2 separate regions of the Homo sapiens genome follow, and region 1 is linked to region 2. Evidence: chromatin loops called from intact Hi-C (ENCODE). Cell type or tissue: IMR-90. All regions are shown on one strand.

Evidence for each region. Hi-C counts contacts between places; a loop is a spot of excess contacts. Peaks named below come from ENCODE experiments on the same cell type or tissue, not always from the same donor. Only the 100,000 strongest peaks of a DNase experiment are listed, where the experiment ranks them.
Region 1: it touches region 2 in a loop (2.5-fold over the local background); 1 of 110 quality-filtered maps calls a loop at or near these places.

The regions. Positions count from the first base shown.
Region 1 is chr1:79,979,937-79,984,936 of GRCh38, reverse strand. No RefSeq gene overlaps it. Among named protein-coding and RNA genes, the nearest start is that of LINC01781, 550 kb to the left of the region's middle. In IMR-90, no CTCF peak of the experiment used is centred here; a DNase peak (open chromatin) is centred at 2,566; H3K27ac peaks cover 625 bases.
Region 2 is chr1:79,257,683-79,262,682 of GRCh38, reverse strand. No RefSeq gene overlaps it. Among named protein-coding and RNA genes, the nearest start is that of LINC02792, 65 kb to the left of the region's middle. In IMR-90, a CTCF peak has its summit at 2,753; a DNase peak (open chromatin) is centred at 2,722.

The sequences.
Region 1 (5,000 bases), 720 kb before region 2:
TAAGGGAACTCTATTAGAAGGTGAAAAGAGAGCCGTAGATCTAGCTCTCAAAATCAGCCTCCTTGGGGCACAAAACAAGATGCAGAGAAGAAAGTATGAGTGTGAACAGGTTCATAATGTGGAATGAATGTATTCCAGGAAACAGTATATGGAAAAACCACAAGAAGAAAGACCCCAGACCTAAGTAGTTAACATATTGGGCACAAAGAAGTTAGAGGGGCAATTTATGAGGTTGAAAAGATAAATAGGGGTCAGACTACAAAATTATTTTACATTACATTAAGAACTTTGAATTTAAAAATTTACAGCAAGCTAGATGCAGTGGCTCAGGCCTGCAATCCCAGCTTGTCCGGAGACTGAGGCGGGAGGATCACTTGAGGCGAGGAGTTTGAGGCCAGCCTAGGCAACAAAGAGAGACCCCATTGCTACAATAATTAAAAAATAAATAAAGTAAAAATTTAAAGTGAAGCTGTGTCATTGTAATGTTTATGTTACAGAACCAACATTCTGGCTCCTGATTGGATACTGGATTAGACAAGGACCAGGGCTGAGGCTGAAGGAGCAGTTTAAAAGTTAGCACTGAGATCATCAAGTTACAGATCAAAGAAGTAATAGAATAGAAGGAAAAGGCAGATTGATGAGATATTTAAAAAGTAGAATTAATAAAATGTGGCTACTATTTGGATGCTGGAGGTAAAAGAAAAAGAGAAGTCAAGGATGATATAGAGATTTCTAGCATTTTCATCTTAGAGGATGGCAGTACCATTTCCAGTGACAGCAAAGAAAATAGAAAGAATTGGAGAAAAAAAAAAAAAAATGATGAGTGAGGCCTGGTGGAGTGACTCAGGCCTTTAATCCCAGCACCTTGGGAGGTCCAGACGGCAGAACACTTGAGCCCAGGAGTTCCAGACCAGCCTGACCAACATGGCAAAAATCCATCTCTACAAAAATTACAAAAATTAGCCAGGCGTGGTTGGTACACCTGAAGCCCCAGCTACTTGGGAGGCTGACGTGAGAGGATGGCTTGAGCCTGGGAGGTTGAGGCTGTGATGAGCCGAGATTGCACCACTGCACTCCATTCTGGGTGACAGAGTGAGACACTTTCTCAAAAAAATTTTAAAAAAAGAAAGAAAATGACGAGTGAGGTTTAGTACATATTTTAAGATATTAAGTTAAAGTTGGATGCCTGTGAAGCAGTTCAGTAGAAATGTCCATAGAGAGAACAGTAATATAAATGTACTTTTGAAAATTATAGCCATATCATGAGGAAGTAGTTGACATGACAGAGAATTTAACTTAGCTATGACTGACCTAACACATAGCTTTTTTCAACATAACCAGTTAATAACAAGTTTAATAATTTTTTAAAGGCAATTCTCTATTTATTTACTTATTTTTGAGGTAGGGTCTTACTCTGTCACCTAGACAGTAGTGCAGTGGCGTGATCTCACTGCAGCCTCGACTTCCCAGGCTCAAGAGATCTTTCCACCTCAGCCTCCTGAGTACCTTGGACTACAGGCCTGTGCCATCATGCCTGGATAATTTTTGTATTTATTGTAAAGAATGAGTTTCACCATGTTGCCCAGGCTGGTCTTAAACTCCTGAGCCCAAGGGATCTGCTTGCCTCAGCCTCCCAAAGTGCTAGGGTTACAGGTGTGAGCCACTGTGCCTGGCCACAAAAGGCATTAAATGCCAACAACAAAACATAACTAGTTTCTGAAGTCTATCCTTTCAATTCTAATTATCTTCCTTGGTACTCCCTTATTGTTGTTTGTGGACTTAATGCTTTATAAAGTAAATGCCTGTTAAACAGATTGTAAAGAAAATATTTCTGCAATATTATTGAGAAGAAAAATTTAAGATCTCCAACTGGACTTTGAGTTTTAGAACTAGAAGAAGTATCAAAGGTCATTTAGCAGACTCAGAGGTTTCTTGTTTTAGATGAGAAAGCAAAGGACCAGATAGTTATGCCAATGGTTGAATCATTCAGAAATAAACTATAGAGTAAGTAATTCATTAAGATAAATAATGATTAATGCACATATGGGTTAATCAAGCATCTCCACTTATAATAATGTAAAACAATATCTATGATATAAGGCTAATAGGGATCGGGGAGGAGGAGAAACTAGACAACAGAAAAAATACACAGTAAATTAGATTTTAATTAACATCATACTGATGTGATATGAGCCTCGAAAGATCAATCTTCAATGCTTCCAAGAAACTCCATAAAATAAAAGCATATTTATATTTAAAGGTTGAAATATAGGAAACTGCTAAAAACATGGATGCTGAAATTGCTAACATTTCATTAAAGGTGAAAAAAGCTCACTGCCTTAATGGAAACTGAACTAAGCCCATAGAGAAGCAGATGTTTCCCTTTAGCAAACTTTCAAAGCAGCAGGAACTTGCATTCAGGCAGGAAACTGGCAGAGGCGCTGGAGCCATTTCTAAGTGGCTATGAGAGTTGAGAGAACGTCCTTGAAGACCTGTGCTCTGGTTAAAATGGAAGTAGAGGTTTTGGCAGACTGTGCTATCGGCTGCCTGCCAGTGATTTTGAAAAGTATGACAGCTAATGTGGCTGCCCAGATAGTTCTTTGGCTGCACCTCTGGTTGGAAGACATGATTTTGAAAGAACTCCACACAGGAATTCCATTTGGCAAGGACTTGCTTTTTGGCATGGACATGGAAAATCTTCTTGAATAAGCACTGAAGAATAAATTATTCCTGCCTCAGGATAAAACTTCTGGGGGATAGGGAAAGAATTGGGCAGCAGATTACACAGAGGCAGAAAGTTTTTGAACTGGCAAGTGACACTAGAAATTTGCAATCAGTAAAAATAAACCTACTGCAAGGAAAAACACTGGAAAGTTCTTCAAAGGATCCGGAAGAAAAAGGGGGCTGGTCTGGCTACTCAGTCATTGCTCTGAATGATGAAACCAAATAATAAAGATCATATGTGAATCAAAATGGGAAAGTGTACATTTAATTCAAGAAAGTGCTTATTTAAAAAAATTTAAATGTTTTGAAATATGTAAAACAGATTTTACAATGTAGAGACCTGGTACTACACTGATCATGAGTTCACAAAATGCTGACCTAAACTTTCAGGTATGGGTTCTTCTGTTACTTGCTGTGTGAAGTCTTTTGGGGGACTGAATACATTTGGGTTAGTAATGTAGTTGGTCATGTAACCGACATGTAACACGCAGAGTGGCATTTTCAGTGCCAGTATCCTTGTGGTACTTGACAGTGTCCACATGTCTCTTTGGCATGTAAAATGTCATCAAGTTCTCGACTATCTCAGTTCTTATGCAGCTTCTGATATATGAAAACAGCATAGTGTTTTGTACTGATTGATGATAAAAGGTCATAATTGACTACTTTTTTTTCTCTTTAAAATATGCAGTCATGACCGCTTGAGTCTTGTGAAAGATTGTTTTCCCTAAGGTGTCAGGTAAAATACAGGATGCTCAGTTTAATTTAAATTTCAGATTAACAGTAACTAATTCTTTTTCAGTATAAGTATTCAAATTTAACTGTGGGTGCTATATTTTACTTGATAAATTAGGCAGCAAATTTTAGGGACAGTTTTATGGGTAAGAGAGATCTGTTCTTCAGTTTCAAAATGCTATTTTATATATATAAATTCACTTGGCTAGAATCCAACACCAGTAAACCTAACAACAAATTTTGTTTTCCATAAAATATTGAGAGTGAAGTTCAGCGCAATCTTTTACCTGGTCTGTGAGTTTATTTTTTGAAGAAATGTGTTTGATAGCCCTGCTTCTAGCACAGGTGCTGAAGAGGTGGCCAAAAGACACACTTAGTGGTAATGAGGGGCAAATAAAAGAAGGAAAAGCAGAAAGAGAAGAGATAGATGTACATTTTGGTGATTAAATCTATGAGTTTGAATACTAGTTTTGCCAATTACCTACCCATGTACCTTTGTCTAATTGTAAAAAATTATAATAAATGTATAATAAACTATAAAAATAAAATAGGACATGACAATGACGGAGGACAGTGTTTAACATATAAAAGGTATAAAAAATATATAGATTTGTGTCTTTTCAATAATTTAACAGCAATTGGTGCTGGAGGCTTGCGACTTAAATCCAGATCCTCTTGCTCAAAGAGTGAGGTTCAAAATACTAATGCTTTAAACCTATGTCAGAAAAAAGAGCCATTTAATAGTAATGCAATGAAAAAAATCAAGGTACAGAATATAATTATAATTTAAAAATTATTTAGACTGCTGCTGTTCTGCCTTTTTTAGAAAATGCTTAATCAAAAGGCAATTTTACCCAGTTACTTGAGGATATTTGACTTCCATGGATAATTGCCTAATATAAATTCAGAGGACACGTATTTACAGTCAGCAGTTTTGAAAAACACTATGACAGCGTATTAAAATCTTACTTGTGATATCCATCCTCTTCAAGTCTAGCGTAGTGAGTGTAGAAGATGAGTTGGCTCAGAAGATTAACCTTATGAAGTTATTAATTAGAATATTTGACCACAGCTATATCACAAAGTATTTCCTGATGTGATTATTATGAATTTCTAAAAAAAATGTATTTTAAGCTTCTAAAATTGAGTCTAAAAATATTTCTTAAGTGAATGCTTCCATTTTGCACATTGCTACTAATAGATTATGAACACATTAGCGCCAGGGTCTGTAGGTATTTTATCAGTAGATTATCAGGGCCTTTACACAACGTACAATGGGCACACATTACGAAATAATAAATCAAGGGAAATATAAACTCATAATAAAATAATTAAGGAAGTAATAAAGAAAAATCAGTTTACAGCACAGAGTAGAGTAATGTATACATAGCTTATAAAAATTATGTCCACTAGCTTGGGTAAGATTACAGAGGTGTCTTTTTCTTCTATTTGTCTTAAAAACTGTTAGGCACAATGTTTCCTAAAAATTCCAAAGGAGTTGATGATCTTTTTGTAATATCACTTCTCTGACAAAAATTTATAAT
Region 2 (5,000 bases):
CAGGCTATATTTAAGCTATTAAATATATTTATGTTTCAATAAGGTATGCATTACAATACATAATTCTCATTAGAAACCTCTATAGAGTTTGTATTAAATTCAGAGTTATAGGACCCAGGGATATAAGAGATGAAATTATGGAAGTATCATAGTTAAGTTTCTGATTGTCCAGAAAGAGCAAAACTAAGTGAGCAGCACCTTTAGAGAATGTTGTCTGAAGACTGCTGAATTAGGTCTAAAAATGCTACACTTTACCCTTGCTTAGCTGATTTTTTTGACCATGGTAGGTGTCCTTAATGAACACCAAACTTGCTAAAGGATAATAAATGTTTAAACTTATCTTACTTTTTCCAATTTTTGTTTTGTTTTGTTACAAAACAAAAGAAGTTGAGTGATAACCTCTCATTTTCCTTGTAAAACTTTTAATTTCTTTCTAGTCCATAAAACAAAATTATAACAGTAAACCCAATAAAAGAGTAAATCATCTCTGATACAACTTCTCTGACTGCTTCTTTCCAACCCTTCTTTCTATCAGTGTAGATACTACTTATATTTGGGATCTATTAGATCTGCAGAGCACAGCCTTTCACATGCTAGCGTTAACCATGTATCAATTCTTTTTTCCACGTGCTAACTCACTGGAAAATTTAATGAAACACTCGCCCTGGCACTGCAACTTGCCTTTTGTCACTTTGAGCTGATAATGCAACATAAATGTTTTTTACCACCTCTGGATTCATGGGCTTTAGCAGCCACTGCTGAGAACTTACTGTGAGTGTAGATAGCTTTAAAAGCCTTGCTGCCTTGGTGTTAACTTTCAATAACTGGAACTGAGGCAAGAGCCTTGCGTATTCCTCCCATGCAGATGCTAAGAATTTTTCTTTATATTCATAGACTCAGAGTCTTGTTGATAAATAACAGTAAGGCTCAAGTAAACCATATCCAAAATAATCTATACTATGACAAAATGAAGGCTGCAGAGTCATTTGAGATACTGAATATGAAAGACCTTCAAATTACTTTATAGCATTCTATAGAAGAGATTTATTAGTAAGTCCTATCTTTATGGTAAATGATGCATAAATGATGGTACAGGTTTATAAGGAGAACATATGAAAACTCACATATAGAGCGTAAACTAGGTGACAGCCAGCTTTTCTAAGGGTGAATGGTTTTCTCACTTGTTTAGAGCATATCAGCCAGTGATGGATGCAAAACTGCAAAATTTTAGAAAACTATTTTTTTCCATTGATAGAAAGAGGCTGTTCTTTAACAAGTAGAACTTCTGGTTTTTATATGCAGAAAGGTATTTCTTTTTTATTTCAAGGGAAAAAGCACTCAGTCAAAGCTCCCTCCTAGAGTTCATGCCCTTACCTATAAAGATGGAAACTTATTTAAATCCAAAGGGAATACTGTCCTCCTCAGTTCCCATACCTTTGTATTATCTTTATATAGAGGAATGACAATTCCAAGCAATTGTATCATCATAAAAAATAATAATATTGTGATCAGAACAAGTATATCAACCAAGCATCCACAGGTCTCGTGGTTTATTCCGTACTCTGCTTTTACTCTGCTTCCAGTGGGGCTTGAATAAAATATTAAGGAAAAATATGTCACTTCTACAGAGGCAGAAAGGTCCTTTTTGATGAAGCCCCCAGTAGATCATCTGTTCATTGGAGGTGATCTCCTCTGCAGCTTGACAAAGAACTGTGACATTACAAAGCATGGTGCGGAGGGGTTTGCAACCAGCATAACATGACCAGAGCTGGCACATGCTGAAAAGTCATTTGCCTCTTGGTCTTTTTTTTTTTTTTTCCCTAAAGTGTCTTTTTCCTTTGGCTTCTCATTACTATTATAATACACAATTTTGTTTTCTGTTTGTAACTCTCTGCTGCAATGATTAAAAGTTTCAGAATAATCAATTATTGTAAGGATGACTATATAAATATAAGCTGGTTTATTTGAAAGTGACGTTAAGTTTCATTTCACATATTTGTCTCACAAAATCCCTCACTTGACCAGTGAAGCAAGATGTTCTAGCCTGGCCTTGACAGAGGTCCACCTTCCTCATTCTGGTCTACCTCACTGGTCTGATCAAGGCCTAATGCAATTTGCATTAAAAAAAATTCAATAATTGTTCTAAATTGCTCTCCATATGGTACAGTGCTAAGGAAAAATTTACAAGTTATTGCCTTCATGACTTGAGAGAGAAATTGTTTTATTTTATTAAATATCAGACAAAATTGAATATATAGTTTTCAATAATAACTCTCAAAGCTGATATTAAGTACCTGAACAGATAAGACCATGATAAGGTCAAGAAAGAGGATATTTAAACATCTGTAGGCTTTTTTTCTCGCTTCTTTTTTCTTTTTAAACTTAAGCTTTTAAATCTTGAAAGTTCATGTCCAGTGCCTTGATCAGAGATGATAAATGAACTACTGAATTGGAAGAAGATGCTGTTATTATTTTAACCAGTAAACTAACTCAGGGTTAATCTGGGTGTTATTTAACCTATTGAAAGTGTTTTGAGTGAACATATGGTTTCTATTGTGAAATGAAGGCACAGTTTTAACTATGAATATAGATAATTACCCTTTCGACTTTAAACATTTATATGTGTCATGTTGTGTCAGAGCATTTTTCATGGTCAATAGGTTGAAAGGTTATAAAGTTGAAAATGAAAATCAGTACTTTTGAGTAAAACTACATAGCCAGCACAAATAAAGCAATTCACTACTGCTCTCTCTTGGAAGGAGTTAGTAATAACACCCAGAAAGCAATCACTACACCAGTAGCACAGATTGTATGTGAAAAACATGATCTCAGTTAAAGACCTAATCTTTAAGTTAGAAATTCAGCCTATAAATGCATATTCATGAATGTTTCAATAATTATTTTGTAAATTGAATTATAGATGATGATTTTTTTCTTTGTGTAATAGAAAGAGAATATTTTTAAGTTATTTTAAAACTTCATATAAAATGTGTCTACTACAACGCTGATTTGAACATTTCATATAAATGTAATTTTTGAACTGACACTGAACATTTACAGCAGGGTACACATTTTGTAAATTGCTCAGAATGACGTCAGTACTTTGAGCCTAAACAAAACAACTCCTTCAAATGGAATTGGACTCTATTGCAAATACTTACTGGCTTTCAGAGTGGATGCCATATAGTTTCAAAGGAGCAGGACCCCCATTCCAACAGAGTAACAGCAAATTTTCAGATTCATAAGAAAAGGATAGGGGTCAGACGGAGAGACAGAGAGAGAGAGAGAAACAAAGAGAAAAAGAGAGAAACATTTTGGCAAATTTCAATTTTTTATCAAGGCCTCTAAAAACATTTAAGAATTATTTTATCAACACTAATGGATTGGCAGAATATAGCTATCAACATAAAACTTAATTTTAAAACAGTGTTTTCATTTCCATTTCACTCTTTAGAGTGATAGCCCCCATTTTGCACCGGGTGGTAATAATACCTCTGTCCTATTATTATTATTATTTCTTATCTTCTTACTACAAATGAGAAAAAAAGTTAAGGCAATTGTTCTTTCTATTCTTTTACTCTCAAATAAGACATTCTTGGGACAAAGATGGCGTGTGAGTGCTTTTGGTTTTATTAGAAAGGAAAGGCACATAAGTTATTTGTGGCATGTGCTTTGTTGCTCAAATTGTTTGGAACCATTTATGTCAGATGCTGATGTCTTTTTAAAGATCACATAGCTAGTGGTTTACAGAATGAGGTTCCAGTGCTGCATGAAGCCAAAAGAAAAACCCAACTGATGATGAAGGACTTTGAAAAAAATAAGATTATGACAAGAATACATGCAAAGTTTCTATTTTGCTAGACTGACAATCAATTCAGGGACAAGTACACAGTATCTTTTGATAAAAATACTGGCCTTCATCTTCTGTAAGTAAACACTATGTAAGTTTTAGGATTCCTAAATGTGTTACCACTATCATTAGTGTTTTTTCCAGCACTATGACTGTTCTTCTTTTAAGAAAACTATGACCCTGGTCGGATGAATTCTACATTCAAAGGTAAATGCAGTTACTAAAATGGAAGAGGCTGTGAAAGTCTCTGAATAATTGCCACAATTATTTTTTTAAATCCATAATGAGAAGAAATATGTAAAAAGTATGTCTCTGCTTGTAACTCAGATCAACATTAAGAATTTGCATCTTTTATTATGCATATAAATCTTATTTTCCCAATAATGTTAAAATATCTACCACATGCTCTAAAACTGTAAATCTTTTACAAATGGAATTATTTAAAGGGGATGCATCTAAATTTATATTACCTATGATAAAATGTACAAGGTATTTTTATGTAAAAGTAACAATTCTTGTGCTTTTTATCTTTACAGTTTATTTGTGTTTTTGTAGAAATGTTTACATTAAATTCCCAAGTGTTTTTCCTTATTTTCTTATAGTCATGAAATATTTAATGTATTTACCTTAGTATTTCTATATGTTTATTCTTAAAAGAGCAAGAAACAGAAAACATAAAGGGTTTTGCTCATGCAGAAGGAAAACTTTTCTGAAAAAAGTTTGACCATTTAAATTATCAATTTCACAAGAAAATTTGTTTTCTTCCTTTTAATTAATAATAATTATTATTAGCTCCTGATAATTAAGTGAACGTGTATGCACAATATTCATAGAATAATGCCTGAAACAGTGTATTGTCAATACATTTAAACTATCATTGTTTATCTATTAATTCATATATTAAGTAAACATGAACAGGATGCTTACTGAAAGCAAGTTAGACCAACATCATCTTCCCTCATAAATTTTGCAATCTAGAATGTATTGTAAACATTAACTTAACAGATTTCTTTAAGACAGGTTATTATATTTCTGAGCTAGCTCAGGTGTTGTGTTGCAAAGTAATAAAGAAATATACTTAATGGTCTCTTCAAGGCCTTCCATTAACAAGTCTGCACAAGTTCTAATGAACCACTTTCAAAAGTCAAGT